Linked DNA regions of Homo sapiens: region 2 is linked to region 1. Evidence: chromatin loops called from intact Hi-C (ENCODE). Cell type or tissue: heart right ventricle. All regions are shown on one strand. Links, peaks and the distances in the headings refer to the core of each region. The heading gives the core; the rest is flanking DNA. Region 1 overlaps LOC105370259 (a long non-coding RNA gene). Region 2 has its middle 12 kb from the start of KLF12.

The links. Peaks named below come from ENCODE experiments on the same cell type or tissue, not always from the same donor. Only the 100,000 strongest peaks of a DNase experiment are listed, where the experiment ranks them.
Region 2: a loop joins it to region 1, with 4 times the contacts of the local background. A loop is called at or near these places in 5 of 110 quality-filtered maps.

Annotation. Positions count from the first base shown.
Region 1 is chr13:74,290,779-74,307,844 of GRCh38, forward strand. All of the region lies in intron 1 of LOC105370259 (a long non-coding RNA gene), which reads left to right. It also overlaps a transcript of KLF12 not described here. Among named protein-coding and RNA genes, the nearest start is that of LINC00402, 68 kb to the left of the region's middle. RefSeq lists an enhancer at 10,977-11,478. In heart right ventricle, for the core only: no CTCF peak of the experiment used is centred there; no DNase peak of the experiment used is centred there; H3K4me3 peaks cover 527 bases; H3K27ac peaks cover 991 bases.
Region 2 is chr13:74,140,300-74,152,280 of GRCh38, forward strand. It overlaps a transcript of KLF12 not described here. Among named protein-coding and RNA genes, the nearest start is that of KLF12, 12 kb to the left of the region's middle. In heart right ventricle, for the core only: no CTCF peak of the experiment used is centred there; no DNase peak of the experiment used is centred there.

The sequences.
Region 1 (17,066 bases), core at 7,278-15,277:
CGTTGTTGTCCTGAAGACAAATATAAAAACCTTTATAATTTATACCTGATTTACATGCCATTGGATGCTAGCTCCGTTTGCACAGCAAACGCAACATAGGAAAAGTCTGTTTTTTGTTAAAATAAATGAACAAACAAACAGTTGGACAGAACTTTCACTGAAGTGTTTCTAGAAAGAGTATGCTTAGCTGAATATTGTCCCACTGGCCTAACTGAAAACAAACTTATTCCACTTATTCTACAACAACAATTTTTTGCCCCAGTGAGCAGAGCTTTCTTAAAAAGAACTAGATCTAAAATTTACCAGTTTGTAGGATACAGGGCATTGGAGGAGGGAAAACCTACCTGGTTTATTTTTGTCCTAAGTGGGTTTTATTTTTAAATCAGTTAGGGTTTTGTGCCATTAAATGTGTGCTTCAGGTCACTCAGATTCCTGGGCTTTTCTGAGGAAATGCCTATAAATAGGTTTGAAAACTACACTACCTTATAATGAAGCTGACAGTTAGATAAATCAGTTGTGCATGAGTTAGGAATTATTCAACTAACTGAAACATTCAAATAAATGTTCTGGTCAGCATGAGATGCAAGTGTGATTGGGAGGCCAGGAAGAAGTGTTGGTAGTGATCTTAAGCTGAGGCTCAAAAGTCTCATCATCTGTGGTGGCAAGTGAGGCCCCAAGCATGGCTCTCTGGGCAAAGTCACATCCTCAGAGATATAGACAACAAGGTCAGTCTGTTCATTGTCAGTTGGCGAAGCAGAACATATATGGCGAAGGTTAATCCAGTCCACAGGCAGGGCTGTATATTAAATGCTCCAGTGAGAAGGGCAGGGCATTAAAGGAGCAACTGGATTTTAACCGGCAGAAAAAGACTAGAAAGTGTTCATGTGTAGGAGAATGAGATGAGAAAGGATGACTATATATGGAATAGACCTCCCTGACTGGATATACATATATGTATCTACACCTTAGTGAGAGAAATCTGGAAAAGCAGGCACACAAATCAGCAAAGATGATGTAAATTAGGAAGAGGTAGAAAGCACCAGATATTTTGGGCACCCATACCTCAAATTCAGTAGCTAATATCAACTATTTTTGAAATCAAAATGTCTTCTCAGCTGTGTATCAGAACTTATTGTTTGCAGAGTCTGATCACAGGTTAGCTAGATGTTGTAAAATTTGATTATTTTATAGTTTAAATAAATGCTTTACAATATTATTGTAGACATTGGACATTCAACGAGATGCTCACTGTGTTAAGAGCATGGGAAATGAGACCAAAGTTAAGTTTAATTGCAGTAAAAAGTAGAGAATAGACTACCATTCTATTAAAGTTAGAAGGACCTAGAGCTGTATCCACTGTACTTGAACTTCCTGGTATTTCTACCAACAAAGTGCATGTGAATTTTGATTCAAGAGCTCTCTCTCTAGTAACAGCATGGTGTTGAGTACAAGGGCCTTTGGTGTCAGACAGACCTGAGTTCAAATCCCAACTCCAACCATTAGTAGCTTTGCAACCTTGATCATTATAATTAATCTATCTAAACTTCAGTTCTCTTGAAGGATAATGATGATACCCAGGTATGGGGTGGGAAGATTGTGAGAATGAGACTGAATAAAGTATATATGTTTTATTAGCATAGTGCCTATCTCAGTAAATGAAAGGGTTTCTTTTTCTTTTTTTTTTTTTGTATGTTTGTGGTTTTAACTTTGTTATGTCCATAAGGTCCTTCCAGAATCTACATGACCTGTCTCCTTACTGATCATTTCTTGTCACTCCTTTTCTCCTATACTCTATCCAGGCCATACTAACCTTCTTGCAACTTCCCAAATAAGCCTAGTATGTTTTGGCTGGAGGACTTTACTTTGCAGCTCCCCTTGCCTGGAATGCTTCCCCTCCCAAGTGTACCTTCGTCACTTTCTTCAGGTCTCAGTTCAAATATTAACAAGAGAAATCTGACTTAACACCCTGGCTGAAATGGCTTCCCTATGACTCTCTTTCCCATAACACCATGTTATGCTTTTCCATTGCCACTAGACATGATTTTATGTTGTATTTTTAATTTGTTTATTATCTGTTTTGCTCTCTTGAGCATGTCAGGTCCACATGAGTAGCATCTTTGTTTGCTTCTGAGCCCAGAGCCTAGAAAAGTGCTTGGACATAGCAGATTCCTAAAAATCATTGTTAATGAGCATTGATGAAGACAGCAATAGGAACTCTTAAGTTCTTTAGGACAGGGGTACAACAGGCACATAGGTGCAATGGCCAGAAAGGGGCTCTGAACACCCCTGCCTCATACCAAAGCTGAGAATGTATATGAGCTTTTCTTATTGAGCCAAGCAGAAATATTTCAATTTACCCATCACATTATACGAATGAGATGTTAAGACAATGAGAATACACAGTTTTAGTATTCTTTACCCAAAGGGTGCCAGTGCTCTTTAGGGTAGATGAGGTGTGGGAAGCTGGGCCAGAAGAGATTCCAGGGAAAATCCTGGGTGAAGATTTTTAGCTGGTGTACCCTTTCTGAGGTCTACTATTTTTTCCCCCTTCAAACTCCCTCAAAACCTGTTCATATTGGCTGTGATCCTCACGAATTTTTGGGTACAATCGAGGGACTGAAAAAATGAGAATTGGAGATCAGATTAGTAAATGCAGGATATAATAGTAAATTCAAGAATCCCAGACATTCTCAACATTACACACACCTACACACATATTAATATGCATATGTATGAAATGAACTGACGGAAGTGTCACAGAATATTTTAAGATCTTTCTGTTCTCTTTCTCAGTCCATCATAATGATAAAATAGATTCTCTTCTGGATTTCTATTTCCCAGTAACTGAAGGACTATATAAGATGGCATCCAGCTTACGTAAGCATTATCCCTGCTGACATTCCAAACGAGCAGTTCAAATGCCACCTAATCATCCAGTTATAGCTTGGATTTTGGCAGTCTTTTATAAAACACTGCATTTGAAGGAGCATCTGCCTTTTGTATATTGGCCATGTCAGCACCTGTGGCTGCTTCTTTTTCTAGAAACTTCTGAACATGGTAAACGTAATATGAAATAAAATTAGTGCTAACCACCAGAATGCTCTTAAAAGTGTATAGAGTCATGATTGAAATTCTGAATGTACAGCCCATTTTTAAAGAAAATTGGCTATCTCCTCTCACCTCTTACTCCTCCACTACCCTCAATGTTAGTTGTCTTAGATTAGTGCTTCTTAAACTTTAAAGTATCTACAATCACTAAGCCGTCAAAGGGACCTTATTAAAATAATACATATTTTTCCAGAATGCCGGGAGTAGGGCATGAGATTTGGCATTGCCAAAAACTTCTAGGTGAAGCCATGTGCTGGTCTGTGAACCACACTTTGAGTAAGTAGCAGGAGTTTATTTTTATTTTTATTTGTATGACTTTATTGGGTACAAGGCAATTTTGTTACATGCACCGATTGTGTAGTAGGGAAGTCAGGGCTTTTAGGCACCCATCATCCAAATCATGTACATCGGACCCATTAAGTGAAGCACTGGTTTAGATGACATAATGTCACATGTTTGGTTTTCTAATCCCCCAAATTAATAAGAGAATTTTTAAGGAGGTCATTTACTATTTTTTTTTAGGCCAGGCTGGAGTGCGGTGGTGCGATCTCGGCTCACTGCAACCTCTGCCCCCTGGGTTCAAGTGATACTCCTGTCTCAGTCTCCTGAGTAGCTGGGATTACAGGCACGCGCCACCATGCCTGGCTAATTTTTGTATTTTTAATAGAGATGGGGTTTCACCATGTTGACCACCATGGTCTTGATCTGCTGACCTTGTGATCCACCCGCCTCGGCCTCCCAAAGTGATGAGATTACAGGCGTGAACCACTGTGCCTGGCCTCTTCCACATGCATTCTCTTGTAACTGTGTTAAGAGATTTTGTTCTGAGGTATATTCACATCCAATTGGTAACCAAGCCATTTTGAGTCTAAGAAATATTTCTCTCTTCTCCATCCCCACAGGCGCTGCCTCAGCTGAGGCCTTCCTCATTTTTCCCCTGCAAAGCAGTAATAACCTCCGATTTATCTCCCAAGCCCCAGCTGCACCTCCCTCCAATCCATCATCTCATATTTTATCTCCTTATTTTTCTTTCAAAAATTGTTTTGATGAGCTCCTTTCCTGATTAAAGGCCCCTGCTGGCTCCCCTTGCTTAAAATAGAGGTTGGCATAGGCTCTGTCCCCTGACAAAATTGGGCTGGAATACAAACTCCTTCAATTTCCTTTTATGTAACATTGGGCAACTTGCTTAACTTCAGAGAGGCACACTTTCCTTATCTGCAAAATGGAGATACTACTGCTTATCTGGTAGTGTTGTCATGATTTAGATGGAGGACTGTAGGTAAAAGCATCTAGTGTATGATGGCCATAGCAGATGTTCGATAGCTTAATTACTCCTCCCTCTTCCTTTCCTTTCCAGCCTGACCAAGTTTTGCTTTTCTAACCTCTTTCTTTTGAACCTCTTTCTTCATGTCCTGCCTCCACTCCCTATAAACCACACATAACGCATTCTCCAGCCCCACTGAACATCTCCTTTCCCAATATATCTGTGGAAATACTCTTCCTTCTCTCCTCCAACCCAGAAAATCCCCTTGGTTTTGCTCTCTTCCCTAAGGAGCCTGAGCCTTTGTACTTGGGCAGAATTTGCCACTCCTTTTTGTCCTCCCAAACCACTGTGATTATGCCTCTTTCAAAATATACTTGCTGTAATGTGCTGTTGTGGTGTGTTGTTATGATTTGTGCTCATGGCAGTTGCCCCAACGTGATTGTGACCCCTCAGTGGAACGGACTTTCCCTTATTTTTCGATCCTTAATGATTCAAGCATTTGTTTAATAAAATAATAGAATCAATATATGTAATTTAAAGAAATGGATGCTCAAATATTATATTCTAGAAATGATATATAGAGAAAAATAATTCTGAAAGCTTTCCTGGACTAAAAATAGTGGTTTAGAGTACTGATCTCCATTTTCTTTTCTTTTTAAAATTTATTTACTTATTTATTTTGAGACAGGGTCTCACTATGTCGCCCAGGCTGGAGTACAGTGGCGTGATCTCAGTTCACTGCAACCTCCACCTCCCAGGCTCAAACGATCCTCCCACCTCAGCGTCCTGAGTAGCAGGGATGATAGACATGCGCCTCCCTGACCAACCAAATTTTTTTTTTTTATATTTTTTAGCAGAGATGGGGTTTCATCATTTTGTCTAGGTCTGGAACTCCTGAGCTCGGGTGATCCACCCACCTCAGCCTCCCAAAGTGCTGGGATTACAGGCATAAACCACTGTGCCTGACCTAATCCCCATTTTTGTAGCACTTTTTTTTTTTTTTAATTTTCAGGGCTGGTTTTAAATGCTTTGTGTCCACAATCTTTCCCGATTCCTTGATTATTCTTTGTTGTAGGTGCTATAATACTTATTTCACAGATTCAGAAACTGACATTCAGAAAAGTTAAGTAGCCTTGCATAGTTACATAATTTTAACTGTTAGAGTGGGGATTTGAACCTATGTTTTCTGACTCCAAGGTTTATCTTCTATGTGGTACTATCTCATCCAATCTACTGCCATAGCCTGGTTTCGTCTTAAACATAGATGAAAAGTGTGGGTTAGTGTCTTTATTAGAGAAAAATTTGTGGAGCAGGCAAGAGAACTGTCTGCAATAGTCACATCTTTGAGTGGTTGGAGATAGTTATTAGGTAGATAAAACATAACTAATGAACTGTAAAATTCTAAAATCTGGACACCTCATAAATCCTTTCATTTTCACTCATTATTTGTTTTGAAAAAGTCACGAAGCAATCTTATTCCTGAAAGAAAACTATTTTAATGATACCTTTTTGACTTTCAAAGGTACTTTTCATTTTCACCATACAATACTTGCACAGGAGATCCTTACACAGATAATTTTCTTGACCAAATCACATAAGAGAGCTTATTCCTCTAGTCTCAAAGAAATCAAGCTAAACCCCAAGCAAATCATGCAAATTGCTGTGTGTTATCCTGTCCTGGGAACTGCTATTTGTAACAGACTGTCCAGGTATTTTTAGTAGGGAACTCTTGTCTACAAGAGCCTACAGATCTGGAGAGTAATTGTATAGCTAATTGCATCTGCAATTAATGACAAATTTGTAGCTTGATGAGCAGTTGTGATCCCAAATATGTTTGAAACCTCTTGGTAACATAGCAACTATAAACTGCCAGAAAAGTTCTCATGGGGGGGACTCTTGGAATACAAAGTGAAAGTCATTCATTCATTCATTCATCTTATCAACCTCTTGGAAACCTCTCAAACTTAGACATAGACATTCAGTTGGGCCTATAGGGTTTCTGTATTTATTGAACCTATTGAGAGCTAGAATATGCCAGACTATTCAGAAACAGGAAATTGATCCCTGGAATAGCTTAATGCCTAGACAGGATTTCTCAGTGTATTCCCTGGAGCACTAGTTGCAGGGCCTATTAAGAGATGTCAGGTGAGAAAATAGTGTTTTAAGGCCAAATATATACAGAAACACTGGGTTTAAAAAATTCCAGCAGATTTCTTTTCTACTGGACTTCTCCGAACCTTTAATATGTCACTGTGTATTCTGACTCTCCTGGAATAGTAGTTACTGTTTGTTCAATTTGCTTTGTTCAGGAAGTATCTCAAAAACAGTAATCTGCAAAATAGGAAGCACAAGCTTGAAGTGTCTCTATAGGTACTGTGGAACTGTGGGCAGCTGTATTTTGCCCCCTGGGCTTTTGATAGATTTTGTCTAGCTGGGAGCTAATATCTTACTCACTGATGTAGCACCACTGTAGCAACTTTGTGCAGATACAATGTCAAGAGAGTAACAAACAAAATCCTACCTAGAAATAAAGAGGCAAAGATAAATAAAACATTGGTATGGCCCATGTTATACAGAGATTTCTATAATTATAAAGAAAGAAAAATTTAAAATCGAATACATTCTGTATAGCATCTTAAACATATGTTGAGTGAATTCCTTTGGACAAACTTGAAATCTTGTATTTTCTCCACAGTATTTCTAAGAACACTGTTAATTTTTATGTAATGTCAAATTATCATAGGTAATAAGAATTCATTGAGGAAAATGGGAGAATTTATATTTTATGTAATCAAACATTTGTGATGTTTCAGAAATCACATTATGAATGTCTCTATTTCATTGACTCTTTCTCTTCTGAATCGTTCCGACTGGAAATCAAGGTCTACAATCGCCTGTACGGTGTGGTCAAGAGAAATGAAATGAAATATATTCTGCTATTCTGGTAGCAGAGTCAATGTAGGAGATTCTAAACCCAAAGTTAATGTGAAGCCCTGGTTTTATTATATTGTTGATAAACATACATACTCTGTCACTACAGATGCCTGAGAGTTGGCTGTCAAAGTAGTTTTATGGCATTTAAATACTTTTCAGAGGAATTTGCCTGAAAGACATTGGGTAAGTAATAAATTGTGTGTCAGGGAGAAGAAAGGAACATGGGGTTGCAGATGGATATAGAAGTAGACTGTGAAATTGGGCAGGTGTCATCTGCTGTTCCCATGTTTGGTAGGTGAACTTTAGCTTCATTAAAGATGCCCTTCTAGAAATTAAAAAGTTGTTCTGCGTTTCAAATGCTCCACAGCCACATGTGGCTAGCGGTTTCTGTATTGAACAGGGCAGATACAGAATGCCTCCATTGTTGCAGAAAGTTCTATTGAGCAGTAGTGTTTATATTAATATACAGATTTCAGACCCATATGGGAGTTAGGAGTAGGAAAAAAGAAGAGAGGCTAAAATGGCAGGGTTTTATCAGCAAGTGGTAGATTTTGAAGTTATAGAGGCTGGAGAAGTATAATGTCTTAAATTCTTTAGAAATTTAGAGCACTATAAAAAGAGTTTTATGCCTAAGAATAAAGAAGCATTAAAAATACGGAAACATGGGAAAAATAGATTAACATTTAGCTCTGTATTTAGCATATTCCTGCTTCTTAATATATTACTCTTAAGGAAGGGAAGAAGTTGGCTTGTTTTGAAGCACACATTTTACATGACTAATTGAAACCAGGGACTCCTGTGCTCAAACAGCGTTGTGAGAATTCAATTCCATGAGGGCCCTCAGTCTACTATATTTGTCCAAAGATTACAGTTAGAGCAACCTCAAAGAACGGAATTCTCAACAAGGAAAGAAAAACCAATGCAATGGGTAAGTAGGACCATGGCAGACAGAAATTCAAGATCTGAAGGAAATGCGGGTGCCCACATAGGCCCATCTGCAGGAACACTGTTCCAGGTATGGGAATTGGTTTATGCAAAGGCCCTGAGGCTGACACATGTTTTGGGCGGTTCAATAAATAGCAGCATGTTTAGTATGTCTGGAATTGAGTGAATGAGAAAGAGCGGGGAGAAGTGGAGGTCTGACAGGAAGGTGGAGTAGAGTACAGAAAGAAATGCAGACCTTTGCAAGAGCACTGGACATTCTCTGAGAGACAGGAAGCCACTGGGAAATTCTGAGTGGAAGAGCAATGTGACCTGGCTCAGGCTTTGCTGGTGACTTTCTGTCCTTTCACCCTATATATGCTTTCACAATATTTTTTATTTGCTTACTTCATAAATTGGAGTGGATATACACAATTTTGTCAGTTTTGTGGCAATATTTTCTATCAAATTTGGGGCAGATTTCATTAATTGTAGATTTTCCACTGTTTTTCAAATAATATCAACCTGACTTAGGTTACACAGCAATGATCAACAGAAGCAAATGGAATTCAGGTTTCTTTACATCTCTTAATACTTTCCCCCCTTTTTATAAACTTTCCTAGCGTTAAGGGCTAATAAGACATATTTTTTGAAGAACTGCCATAGAGAGTTTTGATGAAAAACTTGCAGCATGGGCATGCCAGGGAGTGAATTTAAAGCAGAGGAAGCAGAACTAAAAAATTTTCAAGTAGTGTTCCTATTTTCTATTTCTTCTTCTCCTTTTTTAAGGCTCAAGTATTATTTGGGCCAATGGAGGGCCCAAGCAGCCACTGCATCCCCAAGCCTCTAGCTCTGTTTCTTCAGCGCCAGCAGTTCAGGAAAGGAGAAAGAAAGACAAAATAAGAAAGAGGAAGAGGAGAGGCTTCTGGAAGTTCAGAAAGAAGTAGAGAAATGCTGAAAAGTTTTCACTTCTCTTTTTCCCAGCCTGGGACGTAGAAAGCAGACTCCCTGTATGTAAAGAGTATCCCTAATGGAAAAAAAAACCATTGTAAAAAGGGGAAATCACCTTTTATCCTATGAGAGGAGCTAATTGGGCATCTTTAAAAAAATTCAGATAATTGAATAGAGGAACTTACGCAGAAAAAATATTTTAAAATTTTCTTTTAGAATGAGAGGGGAATTTCAACAAGAGGGCAATAAAAAATGCTATCATCCTTGATAATAAAAAAAAGTGTTTATTTAATCAAATAGTCTATTGGCTTCCTGACTCATACATCTATCTCTATTTGTTTTAGAGATTGTTCTTGATTGCTGGCATATTTCTGTCTTTGGTTCTACACAGTAGCCATTGTTTAATTCATAATAACATGAACAAGAATGGGGTTGTTAAAGATGACCTCTAAGGTTTGAAGGTCAAAGAGATTATATAGAAGCAAGAATCAAGGACAAAGCTGTAAAATTCATGTTCAAAGAAGGTGTGGTAGGGGTGGGTGGATGGACTTGTTTCTTCATTTCTCTTTAAATCTGTCTCTGGGCTGGTTTCATTTCAATGAGAGAGACAACCATCACCTTGCCACTGCTTCCTAAATAGATCACTGCAAGTTTGAGGAGTAAAAGATGTCATGCCCAGGGCTTAGTCTAGAAGTCATCGCGTATAGCTTTTTATATAAAATTCATCCTTGCAGTTTGAGATTAATTTTCTGTTTGCCATCTGATAGTAATATTGAGGAAATTTGAATTGTAAAGATTTTAATAATCATTTGCAATAAAGATAAGTAGTTTTCAGAATTATCTCTGGAAGCTGATTTAAGGGAAGTCAACAGTTAGGCCTGGGTTCCTGGGATGAGATTGAGAAAACAAGGTAGGCTTTGAGTCTTGGAGGACTCTCACAGTACTTATTCAAGCAGTTGCTCTTACAGACTGACATTGACAAATAGAGAACTTCCTGGGACATCCTTTGGCTTAGGACAATGATTAAGCAAATATTATCTTCATGAGAAAATTTCCATCAGGTTTTGGTATGTTGAAGATTCACTATTATATTTCTAAGTGCCTTAGCTTCTTAAGCCATGTTCTAAAAATCAGCTAACTTGCTGTTTTAAAAAACTTTCTGACTCACCTACCTTTTATTTTATTTTATTTTTGTAGACATCTGCAATGAGGAACAGTACATCTAGAACAGTATTTCAATATGGCCCTTAGCTGACTGTCTTAAATGTACCAGATCCCTGATTACTTTTGCAGTTAACAATGTGAACCCAGAAAAATCCCTAAATGGAAATCCTAGTTCTCCTAATCACCAGCACTGAACACTGTACAATAAAGTCCACCCAAAATAAGTCAGGGCCATAATTTCCATGATGACAGTCCCCAATACAGCATTTTGTTATTGTTTCTTTCAAATCACTAGAATTCTTCCCATGTGCTGTCATATCTTCAGATAAGAGCCACATGGAGATTAAATGTGATTTTAAATGAACTTTTACAGGCCTCTATATTTTCTTCGTGAGTTTTATTATTTTTAGAGGCAAGTGATGAAAGGTTATTCCCTGCAAGATCTAGCCAGTTAAACATGCAGCATAAAATCCTGAAGCCCTGCAGTCAGACACAGAAGAGCAAAGGGGAAAACGAGAAAATGTTCCATTGGGGCTGCAGCTTTTCAGAGTATGCAGGAATGATGTCATTTGTTTTCACAAAACCCAGTTTAAATTTGTTCCTGCCTTTCAAGAACTGCAGCAGGGAGCATCTGTGGAGACTCCTGCATCCCATATTTCAGGGCGTTAGAGTGTACGCTGCATTGGAATCCAACCAATCGCAGTATTCTTGCCCGCCCCAATTTTCATTTGTTCCCCCTACCTGAGCTGCCCGTGTTAAATGACCGCCCAGCACCCTCTCCCGTGTTACAACTGCAGAGGCATAGCTCCATGCCTTGAAGGGTTTAAAGGAGAATAATACCACAATAAAAACTTACTTCTGATCACCCAGGGACATTCATTTCAATGACAAATAACCTCCAGGAAAAGATCTATCTGTGAAGGATGTTTTTGGTTTGGGGTTTAAATGAAATCTTAGCCTTTGGTTTTTGCAGCCCCTGGGTAGCACTGGGGCCATCGTAAGAAGCAAGAAAACAGAAATCCTAGGCTATTGAACTTTCAGGGGCAGAAGCAGGACCTCCAAGTTCTATACCAACAATTATCTTTTCACAAAGCAAACCCCATTTCTATGTATATAGTCATATGTGATGATTGGAAAATAAGTAATGCAGCAGAAACAGCATTTTAAAAACTATATTAAAGTGATGGAGATGATGGTGTGAACTTCACTTACAAAAATAATGGATAAGATACAGAGTGAAAAAGACAGTGTTGGTTAGCATGTCACCTCACTTGTTCTTAGTTTGTCTCCTCCATATGTAGATACTGCATATTGGCAATTACAGTTATCAGTGTAGGTTCTCTGGTTGTGAGCAGCTGTAACCAAACTAAACTAAAGGAATATTTATTGGAGGGCCATGAGGAAACTTACAGAATAAAAGGAAGACTGAAGAAACTGACTTGGAGATGACAGGGGCCGTGGTGTTATGGCATTTTCCGTTGGAGAAACTGCTTGTTGGGATTGTCAGTCCCCACTGCTAGACTGAATCATCGCCAAGTTTCCCTCCCACTTTTCTCATCATTCCGCTCAAGGGACAAAATTCCAGGAGAGAGTGTCCCATTGCTCACATGTCCAATGTGACTGCTTGGCTTGGAGAAAGCAGGGAGCCCTCAGCCTTCTGATTCACAGGGACACCTTCTAAAAGGAGAGGGGAAATTCTGCCAAAGGAGGTGGGGGTGCTGCTTCCAAAAGAAAAGGGGAAATGAGTGCTGTGTGCTCTTCTCTGTCACCATGATCCATGCCTTGGGTCAGGGCCTCCTAATTTTCTTGCCTGAATTAACAGTCTTCCTCCTTTAACTCATTTTTTTAAACTCATTTTTAAACCTTTCAATCGTTCCCTATTTGTAAAGGCCAAGCCAGGACACTTTTGAAAATGACGCCAAGTGGTATTGATTGTTATACCAGGACAAGAGGCATAAACTGGGACCATCTTTGGCAAAGTGGATGTATGGTCATTCTTCCTTTAACCATACTTTCTTCCTACACTTGACCAATATCTAGCCTATTCTTCAAGACTTGATTTAAGGAGAACTGAAAGCTCTTTGAGTATAGAAATGGTGCCTTTTTCTTCTTGTGTCGTCTGCATCTTATCTCATGCTTGGCACATGGCAGTTGCCCCAAGAACCTTCACTGTGGAGTTATAATCGAGTGTGACTATTGAATTCCTGTCTTTCCTATTCCCATATGCTTTCACATCCACATTTTCTATGTATCTTGGGAGTACACTATTCCCAGTATTCACCTTGGAGGGCATAGCTAACTTCTGTTTTCTTTGTATACCTGTCATTCTTTCTTTCTAATAGTGACCCCAGTGGGCCTTCCTCTCCATCATATAAATGGGTAGGGTAAAGAACTAAACGAGCTCAGACCATTTCTGTTTATAAAAGATGCTATTGATGAAAATATACTTTTTTTGATGAAATGGAAAGTGAAATATTTAAAAAGAGATTGTCCTTAAAACGGAATGACTTTTACTGAACACCTCTTTTGTGGTATACAGTAGAGTACTATAATAGATTTTCACCAACCAGTAACTTATTCTCTGCGTTACCAGACTTTGTCAACGCACAAATCCTCTAGGTATTCTTTCAGATATATCCTCCTGGTTTCAGAAATGCTGGAATTGGAGCTCTACCTTGAATTGTCTTTTCCGAGGCCCACTCTGTCATCAGGATTTATCAGAAGGGTGCGTTATTTGTCCATGTCAGTGCTCAGATCATGCCCTAAGGACTTTTCTTAAGCAATATGTTCCCTTTAAAACATTGTTTTAAAAAATCCTGTCTTGTGCGGCACAGTTGCATCTCAGAGTGAGAATCAAAGAGGTTTCCTAGGTCAAGCAGAACCCCAAGCAGATTCCTCCTAGGCCTTTCCGAGGGCCCACTCTGCAGGCTAATGAGGGTGCATAACTCCATGCTGATCCCTTTCCATCTCTAGCTGGATGCTGTGATTTTTCGGAACCCAAGCCTAGTGAGTACACTGGCTGCAGCTCTGTGATAAAGGCACAGGCTTTCAGCCTTGACCAAGGGCCCACATCCAAAAATTCTGTATCAGAAACCAGATAATTTCATATCGTTTGCACTGTACTCCACCTTATCCATACTGTTTTTCTTTTTGTGGAAATTTTTTTTCTCTTCATCAGTCACTCTGAAGCGTTGCTCACTCATTCACTCAATTCTAGAGCAGTACTTTGCGGACCTTCTTGTAACCATGTTGCCTCCCTGTTCAGAACTTATGATGTAGAAAGCAAAGCATAGGATGCTATTGAAATGTGGAGTTTTATCTCTTAAATCTCATGTCAGTATCAATTACAGCACCAAAGCAATGACATGAAAATTTGTGGGTAAAAATGGAAAATGAGTTATGTTTATATTATGCTAATATATTTTTAACTTAAAATTTAAAAAATATAAGCTATTTGGCATTGCAGTTATTAATTTGAGAGAAAAATGAATTAACTGTGGAACAAAGAAAGGACGATAATTTCATGTAAGGGGTGAAGTACGTGTTTATTACTTAGATAGTATGGTAGGGAGACGGCCCAGTTCATTGGAGGGTAAAATGAAAGAAGATGTAGGAGAAAGTGAAGTGTAATTGGTAAACTCAGCTGAGGGTAGAGAAAAGGAGCTTGCAAGTTAGAGAGTTGTGAAGTTTTTGATAAAAGAATACATGCATTAGGACCTATCAGACATCAAGTTCTACAAGACAAGAAAAAATATTTTTCTTATTAGAAACTCTACAAGACATTTTCTGTCATTCCGCATTGCCGAGGATAATTCTTCCACACGCTTATTTAAGATGGCTTTCTCAGAATCTGTGTCTATACAGTCAGAGTTAAGGTGAAAGATGGTAACCATCTGGGTAGTTCAATCAGTGTAGCTGGTAATGCATAATTAACCTCCTCCCTTCTCCCCACTCATTCTCTTTTCCCCAGTAACAATTTTGAGGGTATTTTCCCCCATAAATCTTGAATTATCTGGATAATTGTTTTCTGTACTTCATGTTGCTAGAAATCCACAGCTTGACTGATATCAATAACAGTTTTTTAAAACCTCCACATCTGCAGAGGATACCATAGAGAAAAAGTAAAGTGCTATATTTCCGTTGCTTTTGCTGGTTACCTAATCCAAAATTTTTAAATGCTCTACATTTTAAAAAGTTGTTTAGGAAAACATCTGTACAGCCAGGTACTGAAACTGACTTATTTACTGATATCTAATTTTTCTTCATTTAACTTCATATAACTGTCAGGCCACAGAGGGTCACTACATATTTAGTTGTTTTTTCCCTTTTAAAATTGTTTTTAACTTAAATAAAAATTGGAAAAAATATTAGTGTGCTGTCTTACTCTCTCTTTTTTTTAGGTTTAAAATCTGTGAGGGCAGGAATTACATATTCTCTATTTATAAAAAACATTGAAACTTATTCCACTGCTTACAGTTCAGTGGGGGTCACTTAATGATATCAGTAAAATTCAGTGTCAATCTTTAAAAAGAAATATTTTTCGTCTCCCCGAAAATATCTCTCTAGTAAAACTTGTTTGTCAAATGACTAGAGCTCCCTTAACAAATAAAACATAACACTATTTGCTGCTCTTTTCCTCTGAAGTGATGATAAATTGCTGGGGAGTAAAAGCCTTCACACTAATAACAGAGGAAAATTGACTCTAAGATCCCATCATTTTGTTTACCAGCTGTCTCTACAATTCTCTGATAACCCAGCCCACATTAAAAAATTGTTCAGAGATAGTAAAATAGACCAGAAACAAATGATCTCTCTGCTGAAATTAGTTTAAGCAGGGGAAAAGGCTGGAAAGAAAGATTTGATCCAAAAACTTACCTAGCTCTCAGGCATGATACCCGGTGACCACATAGTCGGTGCTGAAACACAACTCAGGAGCATTACATCATCGTGACAAACTTTCATTGGCTGCAGAAACCCCAAGGATAAGACAGGCTTTTAAGGTGCTGTGTGAAAACCCCTGTTGGTTCTTTATCAGGCTATGGCCAAAATATTGAAAGAAAGACTTTTTCTACATTCATGTTGTCATGGCTGAGCTGACAAAACATTGTTAACCATTTCTTATGCATATTTATCTCCACTTTAGTCCCTAGTTTTGTGTTTAACTCTAACCTGTTGGGAAATTATTGTCTTAAAACTATTTGTTTCAAAAGCCTTGTTTTTCGTTTGGCTTGTTTTTCTTGAGGGTGCAGAGTATCACTCTGTGAATGGCTATTTCCCTTCTTACTCTTCAGACCATCTTTCTTATTTTTAAAACTATATTTGAATCAATACATCTGTTTTTCTATTATTTATTTTGTCTTTATTCTCTCTAGGCAAAGAGGACTAGCACCCACAGATTTGAGAAAGCACAAGTGTGTTTATTTATTTTGAGCAATTTAATTGGAACTAGTGCACAAAGTCCTTACTTCCTAATTATTCATTGTCATTGTTAGTTTTATTTTCTTTTGAACTCTATGAGTTATTTATGTCGTGCTTATTACCATGGTGATTTACAAACCAAAACCATGTGTGTAATTTGAGAGTGTGAGGAGCTTTAAGTGACTGAGTGAAAGTGATAGGACAATGGCTAGATCCTGCACCACTGCTGCACCAGTCTCTCCTGCCTGAGGGGGAAGCATTTGATGTAGGGAAAATGCTCTTGTTATAAAAGTAGAACATTTGGACAATTAGATTCATCATTCAAGAAATGACAACAGTGTCACATTACTATCGAATGTTAATTTCTCTCTCGCTCACTCTCTGTGTGACTTTCTTTATCTCTGATTCTGTCTCTCTCAAATTTAGGAGTACAGAGGAGCAGAATGATGACAAAAGTGACTGAATTAGTGGCTTTTTAAAGTATCTCATGTCTTCTCTCTCCTAAGAACTTGACTGTCTAGTCTCTAAAAGATAAGCAAATACATACACAAATACCCTAAAAAATCCTCTAGGCTGGGAACTGAGAACTATGTTTCTAGTGCATGTCTGGGCTACTCAGCTGGGCTGTAAATACTCTCTTATTCCTCTCAGACCCTTCTCAGCCATGGGTTCTCAGCCACGTGCCTTGGAGGAGGCTAATCTACCTATTGCAAGAGAAGGAGTGGCTGCTGAGCCTGTTACCTTTCTTCTATTGTTAGGAATATCTTTCTACTATTGTTCCTTAGACCTCTGGTCTCCAAGAATAGCTAGTCATCCTTTTTTTTTTTTTTTACTGTGTAGAGTAATACTGAGGATTCAGGGGCCTAGATTATGGTCTTGAGATATTTATGAACATTTCTAATAGTGATGAGGAGAAAGGGAGAGAAAAAGAAGAGAGAACTCTTTCTTATTTTTTCTCCACTGAGAGGAAGGAAGGGATAAACCAGTCACAATCTCTCTGTTTTGTAGCTAGGATTTACAGAGTAAAATAAGATCTATCCCTTGCCCTCAAGATGTTTCATACGAGGAGGGAGAAAAATAATATTCCACAATTACTATTAAAGTCTGATAAAAATATGATAGGTGTATATACATTGATGGGCCTCTAACTGAGACTGGAAGAGCCAAGAAGTGGGGCATATGAGCTGAATTTTGAAGACATAGGGTTAACTAGCTGAAGAGAGGGAGTAAAGAATTCTGTAAAAGGAAAACAGAATGTAAAGGCAAGGAGGAATGAAGGCATGGTTTGTTTGAGAAAGAGAAAATA
Region 2 (11,981 bases), core at 3,123-11,122, 150 kb before region 1:
ATTGCTTGAGGCCATAAGTTCGAAACCAGCCTGAGAAATGTAGAGAGACTCTGTCTCTACCAAAAATAAAAAAAAATAAGCTGGAAGTGGTGGCATGTGCCTGTAATCCCAGATACTCAGGAGGCTGAGGTGGGAGGATTGCCTGGTGAGCTAAGATCAGCTTAGGCAATTAAGAACCTGTCTCTAAGGGAAAAAAAGCATTTTACCAGTTTACAATTACACTATCATATTTGAGAGTGCCATTTTCCCTGTGTTCTTGCTAGTATTGGGTGGTGCTTTGAAGTAAAACATCTTAAATTGGTAAACAAGAATGGCTTGAGTTTTAATTCCTTGGTGAATAAAGATTGAACTCTAGGAATATAAATGGGACATTGGTGGATGGGATGGGCTGAATACAACTCCTGTTGCATAGCCTCGCTAAGAAATCATGAGAAACTGATATCAAATTGCTGTGATAAGAAATGAAGGTTGGAGCAGGGTGCGGTGGCTCATGCCTGTAATCCCAGCACTTTGGGAGGCCAAGGCGGGCAGATCACGAGATCAGGAGATCGAGACCATCCTGGCTAACATGGTGAAACCCCATCTCTACTAAAAATACAAAACAAAATTAGCCAGGCGTGGTGGCAGGCGCCTGTAATCCCAGCTACTCGGGGGGTGGGGGGTGCTGAGGCAGGAGAATGGCATGAACCTGGGAGGAGGAGCTTGCAGTGAGCCGAGATGGTGCCACCGCACTCCAGCCTGGGTGACAGAGGGAGACTGTCTCAAACAAAAAAAAAAGAAACGAGGATTGGAAGAGGGAGTATAGCTCAGGGGTATAGAATTGGACTGCAGATCAAGAAATGAAGGTTGGAACAGCTATGAAAGACATTACAAATTCAGACTCTTAGAATTCAGCAACTTGCTATTTTGAGGAAGGGGTACAAAGAAAAGAGAATGGGAAACGATCTTATATTTCATTCCTTAATTCAGGAGGATTCATTTTTAGTTTTGATAGATTTGAGAGTCATCAAATAGGTAATTAGTTCTACCATAGTTGAAGCTAAAATGAATTAGATAGCTGATAGAGAAGAATAGGGAGAAAGAAATGAAACCTGGTCAGAAACATGGAAATAAAATAAAATGAAAATAAGAGGAAACAAGGGAGGGAGGGAGATTATGATACTGATTTCCATAGCTTTCATCTACAAACAATGGAAAAACCTAACTAATGCCAGTTAAAGATACATATTTTTGTCCATCCCTTGCAGTGAAACAAGAAATCGAAAAATAAGCAGCCACAGTTCAAGACTGTGCAGCTCCCTGGCACACCAAAGCCCCAATCTCATTTTATTTTCCTGCTCCCTTTCTTAAATACAGCTGCCCCTCCCTCTCCATAGTAGGAAGAAAAAAAAGGCTAAGAGCAAAACCAAGTCTGTTCCATTTAGAAAGCTTTCCAGAAGCATCAACTGTATCTCTGCTTATATTTCAATGGCTGGAAATGGGTCACATGAGTTCCTGGAGACCAAACACAGGAAAGCAGACAGGAAGAAGGGTCTCTTGGATGGAATTTGGAACAACCAACTGGCAGTTGCCTTTTTACTATGTAATGTTTCATAATGTTTTAGTCCTAATCAGTCCTAAATTGCAAACCACTCTATTAGTGAGGCTCTCTATTGAATTCTTGCTGGCAAACAGAAAAAAAAAGAAAAATATACCATTGGCTTACAAGTTATTGGCCATCATTTTAAGGACATTAACTCATAAACTACAAAATAGATTGATGTTTCTTAACTATATTTTCTGCACAATGTGGTCAATATGTTATTAAAGTACACAAACCATAATGTAGTCCATTTTAAATGAATCCATGTGTGATTTACCTAAGGCAAAATGTGAATCACAATTTAGCTTCACTGAGTTACACAGTCTGCTTATGGCTTATCCTTCCACTCCATGAATTTACGTGTCTTTGAGCAATGGACATTAATTTTTAAAAGTTGGATAAGCAAGTCACAATTAAAAAGGCAAATCTGTGTCTCCCAAAATATAAGCTGCGTTTGCATTTCATATTCAAATGAGAGTGAAGCAGCAGCACATGAGCTGATGCCTGAGAGCCAGAAAGACAAACTGATTGCTGGTTTTGCCACTTGATTCTGTGACCTTTGACAGGTTGCTTAATTTTTGTTGGGGTCAGTTTTCCTCCCAGTACAACTGGGTTGGCACCTTCTTTACAAGGATGTGAACAACTAATGAGGTCTTCCATACCCTCCCTTACAAGACTGTAAGCTCTACAAGGCTTGACAAGAATTGTGTCTGACCACTTCTCAGTTATCACCAGTCCTAACTTGGCACTCAGCACATAGCAAGTCCTCAAAGCTTTTCGGTGAAAGAATGAAAGTAACTTCCAAAAGGCCTAGGATATTCTGGGTACCCTATGATACCTGTAAATATAGTTGCCTACCAGAATAATAGAGTTATTTGTCAAGAAAAATAATCTAAAGGAATATATACAGTTTCTGTACTTTAGTTCAATAAAACGTATGTACTCAGTTAATTTAATTTGTAAAGATGAGTATTTAGCTAGATTTGGTATGCATCTCTCTTAACTGATGCAGCTTCCAAGTTAGAATACATATGAAGTTAAAATGAATCATCTCTGTGTCCTAATACAACTTTAAACTTAAAATCAATTCTTAATAAAGACCTTCCTTCCTTCCTTCTTTCCTTCCTTCCTTCCCTCCCTCCCTCCTTCCTTCCCTCCTTCCCTCCTTCTTTCCTTCCTTCCTTCCTCTCTTTCCTCCTTCTCCTCCTCTTCTTCTTGTTCTCCTCCTCCTCCTCTTGCTCCTCCTCCTCGTCCTATTCCGTCTTCTTCTCCTTCCTCTTCTTCTTCTTTCTTCTTTCTTCTCTCTTTCTCCCTCTTTCTTACTCTCTCTCTCTCTCCATTAAGACAGAGACAAATTGTGGATAATTTATCCATGAAGCATGAAGACTTTGGTTTCCTGGTTTTTACATTTTATCCAGTTCACAAATTAGTTTTTTGATCTTTTTATACAGAATTCAAATACAATTTCATTCTCAATTCCAAATAAAAATGGCCATAGCAAATAAAGAAATGTTACTGTAGAGCAAATGAAAACTTTTCTTAAAATCTCCTTAAATGACACTCCTATTTTTTAAACCAACAGCTATTAAGCATTTACTATGTGCCACACACCATTGGAAGCATTTTTCATATAATAATTAATTTAATCTTCGTGGAATCCTATGAAGCTATACTATTGCTTTCATATCCTCAAGGTGAGCCTTGCTAATTTATTGCAAGTTGCAAAACTCACAAGCACTCCTGGTTCTCCTTCCCTTTCATCTTTCTCTATGTAGTGCTTATCATCATCTAATACAGATGATGCCCAATTTACAATGTTCCAACCTACAATTTTTTTACTTTAAGAAGCTGTGAAAGGGATATGCATTCAGTAGAAGCCATACCTTGAGTGCCCATACAACCATTCTGTTTTTCACATTCAATAAACTACATGAGATATTCAACACTGTATTTTAAAACAGGCTTTGTGTTAGATGATTTTTGCCAACTGTAGGCTAATGTTAAGTGTTCTGAGCAAGTTTAAGGTAGGGTAGGTGCATGTTTTACATACAGTATTTTCAATTTACAGTTGGTTTACTGAGACCATAATCCCATTGTGAGTTGAGAAGTATCTGTATACTACATTGTTGTTGTTACATACAGTCTGTCTGTGTCTGCAGCCCACTTCCACTAAAGTAGGAGTTCCACAAGGCCAGATAATTTTTCCATCCTGTTGGCTGCTACAGCCCATTGTGTAGAAAACTGCCTAGCATGTAGTAGGCACTCAACAAATATTTGTAAATGAGTGTGAATTCCCATTGCATACAATGAGGAACGTGAGGCATCTGATGCTTTCAAATCACTTTGTCTTCAAAACTACAATTACAAGGATTTTGCACAGTGCATCAATAATTGTTATTATGGAAACCATTTTCATATTTCACTTGACAGACCCAACAGATTACTGTGGGTCTCAGGACTTCCACTAGTTATCAAAGATTATGACAAAAACAAGTTTCTTCAAAAATGAGAATGAAACTAAGACACAAAGCATGGCCATTAACTACCACTACTATATAACTGCGTATTTGTATTTAAACTGCTGAGTCATTTTAAAATTAAAGTGCAGTGCCACATTTTTGTATTTCTTTCACATCAATCACTATGTATTTGTAGTCTACACGGCATTTTTTAGTCTCAAGAACTAAGCACAGTAACAAGGGAAAATATATGTATGGCTGAACATTGTATTTTAACTCACTGAGATAAAAAAATTCGGTGGGATCATAATATTTTCATCCTCACATCATGCCTGGTACTTTTATGTCTAAGTATTAAGATGATAGGTGCTATAGAAAGGGCAAATAAATACAACGGAGAATGTCTGTTTAGTTATTTTAGAGCTGTTATATTGAAATATCGTCTTGTTTACAATTTTCAACTCAACAAATCCTCATCAATTATTAAATATTTTTCTCATTGAATTAAACAGGGCAACTGTATTTTCTCAAAAGAAAACATCAGGTGAAATGTAAGGCTTACTTTTAACATATACAAATTTTCCCATATGAATAAAATTCTATAGCTTTATTACACTACCCACCCCACCCCAAACTAAGCAGAAAGTGTACATCGTATTTATTACATAAAGAGAAACAGAATTTAAGTCCCATTCTTTATTCCTTTGAATCTAGAAGCAGTTTTTTTCACTATTGCAATGAAAAAAATAAAACAGTTCATGGAATTTAACTGCTGTCTAACAGGCAACATTTTCTTGGTACTGTCCTGCTGACCACATAAAGATTATAATGAAGGTAACTAGACAAAAGTCAGGGAGCAGATGTGACCGTCGTATCTTATGGAACAAAGTGCTATGCAGTCCATCACTATCAAACTTGTGATTATTTTTTCAATGGGATTATTATGTTAATATATGATGTATTCATTTATCAAAATTACTCATTAAAAAAGTTTGGTTGAGTAGGGTTTGTTGTCATGATACAATTTGCTATTAGCATGCCTCTTTGTTTCATTATGAGTTATCCTCATTGTTTATATGGCTTCTTGCCTGCTAGAACTGTTATCCACATGCATGAGTTCACTGGGCAGCCGCTGAGATAAGAAACATATGGCTGTGTCTGCTGTGAAAATCTAGACACACACCATGCGTAACTCTATCTCTTTTTGTGCATGTGTATTGACTTGTGTCTGTTCATGCACATCTACTTTTGGGATCCCTATCTCTTACAATCATGTGCTAATAAAAATATTTATATAATTTAACCCCAGCAGTACTTACAAATATCACTTTTATTTAGTAACATGTAATCAAGCAGCAAATAAATATTTTGCCTTTTTATCTAGAAACATCAAAGTTAGAAAGGAGACATGTAATTCTCTGTAGGTTTGGCAATAAAACCTAGGCTTCAGATTTTTAGCTCCTATCTCTGAGCCTGGTCTTGGATCATGTTCCAAGGTTAATAGCAGACATCCTCAAATACATTTTAAACCTATATGCAAAATGTAGTGTATTTCTTATTCTTAGTATCACAGAGTCTAAGAATTATCTTCTTACAACAAGCAAGGAAATTTAATTCTTTGAAATTTCAAATCTAAAAGAAGGTTTTATTTTTAACTTGAACATGTTTTTAAAAAACAATTGCTATAATTACCTTGGAATTTTGTCAAAGCAGAACTCTTTGAAAATTGGTAGGTCCAGATCTTAATGTGAGCATACAGAAAGTACTTAAAAGGCATTAATAGCCAGCAAAGCACATCTAAGTTAAAAGGCAAAAGGTTTAAATGGTCAGAGACCTTTAAATAAAAAAGAACATTAAGCAAACATCTTAGCCATAGAGTTATAAATATGTCAGGAATACAGACTTTCCTGCCGCTCTATGAGCAGAATGATTGTTCCATGTTGTTGACCTTCACTAAGTCAGTTAACCCTTCAATAACCTTTATTTTTCCATCAGGAGCAATACCTGCTTGTAAAGAACATGCTGGACCACAGATCTAAAACAATATGATTTTATTACTATTATTATCCCCAACAGAAAAGCTGTTTCTTTCTGCAGTAAGACAGTACAAAGCTTGAAAAAACTCTACGTAGACTGTTGCCGAAACACTGGGGAGAAAAACAGATTAGGGATATTGGTTTTTAAAAGGATAAGGAGCAATGGTTTAGAACCAAATCTATCTGTCTAATATGTTTTCTTTTAAAAAACAGTCTTAATTTAGTTTCCTTTGCTACACTATTAGTAAAAAACTAATGCTGCTTTACAATTTCATAGAGTTTTTAATTTAGAAAACTATTTTCTATCAGTTGTTGCATTTTCTTGTTACAATATATGTATAAAAATTAATGTGCTAAGTGTTTGATGTGTATTTTCTCATTTAACCCTCATGATAGCCAATGGGGTAGGTGAAATCGTTTCCATTTTAGAAAAGAGAAAACTAAGTCCAATGGAAGTTAACTTGTTTCCAAGATAACACAGCTGGTAAGAGATGGAGCTGAGATTTGCACCTACGTTGACTGACTTCACACAAGTCCTCTTAATCACTGTGTATCCTATACCCGATACTGGTGGAGATAACTTATTAGTGAACCTTTAGACACTTAAGTGTTGAAGACTTGCCAAGATTGTGTAGCCCGTGCATGTCAGGTTTGGATTCATGGATCCCAGCACATTGTTCTTCTCATTAGACTGAATTGCCATTGAAGGCTTTTTATACCCTCACTGTGGTTCATGGCTAAGGAGCTTCAGGAAAAGATGAGTGAGCTTTTCCCCAGTTCTTTATCTAGAGACTCTGAAGTTTTGCATTTTTCACATAGTTCAGACATTGTTCCTTGTGGATGGACTAGTACTGACTGCAAGAGCCTCCCTTGGGGAACAAGTGCACCCCTTCCTGGTTGGAGAAGTCATTTTCCAAATTGGAGTTTGGGGAACACTGTTCTGTAGAATGCTAATAGGTGCTCCTACACAAAGAGTTCTGTGCTCTCAAATATTTGGAAAAATTTTGGTTACACGATGTTAAACATCTTTCTTCAACCCTCCAAAGAGGGTGCTGCAGTGGCTGTTAATTTGTTAATTGGCATTGTGAATCTGGGAGACTGGGCCACATAGTGTACAGTGGTTTCCCAAAATATGTAGTCACTGAGTTTTTTCAAACTCACTTTCTAACACTCTGGGAATATTTTCCAAGGAACATGAGTTTCGAAATGCTCCTTTGGGACTTACGTACCGCCCAGAACTCCTGCAACATTCCCTAGTCAATTGACTGTTTTATACCTCCAGTCTGACCTCAAGCTTCCAATGCCTTGTCTCCTATGCTTGCTTCTTTTTTCCCTAAGAAAACAGAAGCCCCTAGGAGTGATTTTGCACACATACTTTCACAGCTCAGCTACCCATCTTCTGATAGCTCTGCCTTTCCTCCTCCTACCATGGGTAAACCATCACTGGTCCTATCTAAAGCCAACTCCTCCATTTTGAGCTTCTTTATCTTCTCACCCATTTATGTATATTGCTCCAATAATTGTTTTCTCACTTCTTTTTTTTCTTTTTTTTTGAGACAGAGTCTCACTCTGTCGCCCAGGCTGGAGTGCTGTGGGATGATCTTGGCTCACTGCAACCTCGGCCTCTCAGGTTCAAACGATTCTCATGTCTCAACCTCCCAAGTAGCTGGGATTACAGGCATGTACCACCACACCCAGCTAATTTATTTTTTGTATTTTTAGTAGGGACGGGGTTTCACTGTGTTGGCCAGGCTGGTCTCGAACTCCTAACCTGATGATCCACCCGCCTCGGCCTCCCAAGGTGCTGAGATTACAGGTGTGAGCCACCACCCCCGGCCTGTTCTCTCACTTTTGCATCACTAGTTTTTCCTTCTCCACTGAATTCCTCCCTTCAGCATACAACATGCTATAATTTATCCAGTCTTAGAAAATAAATTTAAAAACCATTCTCCTGACCTCACAGTTTCCTCCAGCTCCCATCCCATTTCTCTGTTCTTTGTCACAATGAAAGTCTGCCAAAACTGCTCTTTTTTTTTTTTTTTTTTTTTTTCTGTACTCAATTTCTCTCCTCCCATCTTCTCTGGAAACAAATTCAGTAAGACTTTCACTCCCCCCCCACCCCACCCCGCACTCTGCTTACTAAATCTGCATTGGCTAAGGTCAACAACAATTAACTCTAGTGTTTAAACTAGTGGTAAACACTAAACTTCATCATCTTGACCTATAAGCAGCACCTGGCACTGATTGATAGCTCAAGAAGGTGGAGTTTAACACAACCCTGATAGTTAAAGAGATAGTTTAGCACCTTGTCCTCCTTGAAACATTTTCCTTCTCTTGCCTTCCAGAGAACCCACATTCTCCAGTTTTTTTGTTTTGTTTTGTTTTGTTTTGATGCTCTGATCTTGTCAGTGTTGGAGTGTTCATGTTTATTCTTGGATCTCTTTTGTTTTTGTTTTGAAATGGAGTCTCACTCTGTCACCCAGGCTGGAGTGCAGGGGCATGACCTCGGCTCACTGCAGCCTCCGCCTCCCGGGTTCAGGCAATTCTCCTGCCTCAGCCTCTCTAGTAGCTGGAATTACAGGCACCTGCCACCAGGCCCAGCTAATTTTTGTATTTTTAGTAGAGACGGGATTTCAGTATGTTGGCCAGGCTTGTCTTGAACCCCTGACCTCAGCTGGTCTGCCAGTCTCGGCCTCCCAAAGTAGTGGGATTACGGGCACAAGCCACCTTGCCTGGCTTGTTGTTGGATGTCTTAACAATCTCAGCCCACTCCCTTAGTGATCTCAATCAGTCTTGATAGACTTAGAGGTCATCTATATGCTGACAACTCTCAAATGTGCATCTTAAAGTTGCACTTAACTGTAGATTTATATATTCTACTGCCTATTCTATAGCTATACTCATGTGTATAATGGGCACCTAAAATTACCTTTTCTAAAACTGAACTCCAGATTTTACCTGACTCTATTCTGACCCTAAATCTATTCCTTGTAATCTTCTTCATCTCAATAAATAAAAATTCCTTCTTTTCATCCACTGTTAGCTTAAAAAGCTTAGTATTATCTTTGATTCATTCTCTCATAGCTCACGTATGTCAGCAAGCCCTATTGACTTCTTACCTTCAAATTATATCCAGAATCTGATATTCCATGACCACTTCCATTGTTACTACCCTTCACCTTTCACCTAGATTATTGCGGACACCTCACAAATGGACTCCGTGCTTCCATCTTTCCTCCTTATGGACTCTTCTCAGGGTACTATCCAGAGGGACCTCTTACAACATAGGTTAGATCTTACAACCTCTCTGCTCAACACCCTCACAATGTCCCCTCTCACTTGTAATGGGCAAAGTCCTTGTAAGACTTCTAAGGTAGTCATGGCATGGCTACCTGTGACCTCTCCAATCCCATCTCCCAGGTTTCTCTCTCATTATTTTTCACCCCCTCTGGCCTCCTTGTTGTTCTGAACACACCAGATCATCCCGTCCAGCTGTGCACTTGCTATTCCATCTGCCTCGGGGACTCTGCCCCTAGATATGTGCTGGTTGCATTTCCTCACCTTCTGGTTTCTGCTCACCCAGTCAGTGAGGGCTTCCCAGACAACCTTTTCAAAAATAGCAATCTCTTTCTTACCTCATCCATGTCCCTTCTCTACTTTCTCTCTGTACATTAACATGAGCAATAAACATAGTTTGCTTGCTTTTTATTTTCTCTCTCCCTCTGCTGGATTGTAATTTCAGTAAGGACTGATTTTTTTTTCTATTTCACTGATGTATTCACGTTGCCTAGTATAATATAGAAATACAGTTGATGCTCAATATATATCTACTGAATTATTGCTGAATGAATTAGTGAATATCTCTCTAATACATGTTGAAGCAATTCTTCCCACCCAACTGTCATTATTTACTCATCAATGGAGCATTAGTACAGTAGTCTCCCTTATCTGAGGGGAAAATGTTCCAAGACCCCCAGTGGGTCCCTAAATTGTGGACAGTGGCGAACCTAACTGCCATCAACTGGAACACATTTCGTTCATGCCTTTCATTCACAAATGTGATGTCTTTTCCATCTCAACTATTCATGACCTGTGGCTGTAATTTTGCAGTTTGAGGTTCAACAGGAAAACTAGCATGAATTTATTTTCCTTCTTCACAATTTCATGGATAGAAGCTTCATTCTTACTATAGATCTTAGCAACATCAACAAACTATTTTTCTTTCCTTTTTATTGATAACTTTTACCTTTCACTTAAAGGAAACACTTGATGGCATATCTGAATTCCCAGCGTCAGTATTCCTGTGCTTTGGGGCCATTAGTAAGTAAAATAAGGGTGACTTGAACACAAGTACTGTGACAGCATGACCATCAACCTGATCACCAAGATGGCTACTTTTAAGGGACACAAGGGGGGCAGAGGAGCACAAACAGTGTGGATACACTAGATAAAGGAAAGACTCATGTCCTGGGGTGGACAGGCCAGAAGGTGCAAGATTTTATCACAGTACCCAGAACTAACTTTGGGTTTATTTCTGGAATTTTCCATTTAAATATTTTCAGACTGCAGTTGAGCTTGGGTATCTGAAACTACTGTATTTTCAATGACTTTGATTCCATGAATTAAAAAGATAAAACTCTTATTAGTAACTACTTATAATGTAATAAAATAGTGGTGCTCTGTCCCTGATTATTAATTTTAGGACTTAACATAGGCAATAAGTTTTTTAGCGGTTGGTTGAATGACTGTTAACTTATTTAGGTAATTGCAAGTGTGGATAGAGAATTTGCCTTAGAGCACTAAACGAGGACTGAAGAGTAATAGTTTTGAATGCTAGGTCTTGAGATAGGATGAAGAAATGTCATTTGGGGAATATTTTTGTATTACATTTTTATTTAAAACTATAATTACAACTAGATTAAAACAAAATATGATTAAGCATTTTGTCAGTGGATAAAAGCTGTACAAGCCTCAAATTAAGAAGAATCTCCAGGCCGGGCACGGTAGCTCACACCTGTGATCCGAGCACTTAGGGAGCCCGAGGTGGGCGGATTGCTTGACCCCAGGAGTTTGAGACCAGCCTGGGCAACAATGCGAAAACCTGTGTCTACAAAAAAAACACAAAAATTAGCTGGGTGTGGTGGTGCACACCTGTAGTTCCAGTAACTCTGGAGGCTGAGGCAGGAGAATTGCTTGAGCCTGGGAGGCAGAGGTTGCAGTGAGCTGAGATCGCACCACTGCACTCCAGCCTGGGTGATGGAGTGAGACCCCATCTCAATAAATAAATAAATAAATAAATAAGAAGATTCTCCAAACCCAGGAAGAAGTCAAAAGAAATTAAGATATTCTGGCTAGGAAATGATTGAAGCTTATAAATATACAAATCAGGGAACAGACTTGACAGAAGTAACCTATCTGCAATGTGATTTGAAGACATTACGGTAATGACATTAAGAATAAAGATCACTCTTTAAGTGCTGGTGAAAGTAACCAACCAAAAATAATAGGAATAAGAAATAATCTAATTATTTGGCAACATGTTAAAAAATGCACGTTGAAAAGAAGAGAGACGAGGTGAACAAATGCAAACTAAAGAGTAGCAGCACTCCTGGAGAATAAAAAGGGCAACTAACACTGTGAGGATGGTTCATTTCTGGCAGTATTTTCCAAGCACGAGGGTGGCCTGACTTTGGAATATAAATAGATGCTCTGGATGGTACAGTCCTTTAATGAAGAAAAACAGTCCACTGGGCTCCTACAGTGATGAAAATAGCCTGAGAGACCACCCAACACATTTGCTCTGATTCCAGATTTACTAAGCCATTTTTAAAAATTTGATTTCTCAATACAGGCTGGTTGGCAGCAATATTATACTAAGTTTCTCATTATTAATTATTTGTCATT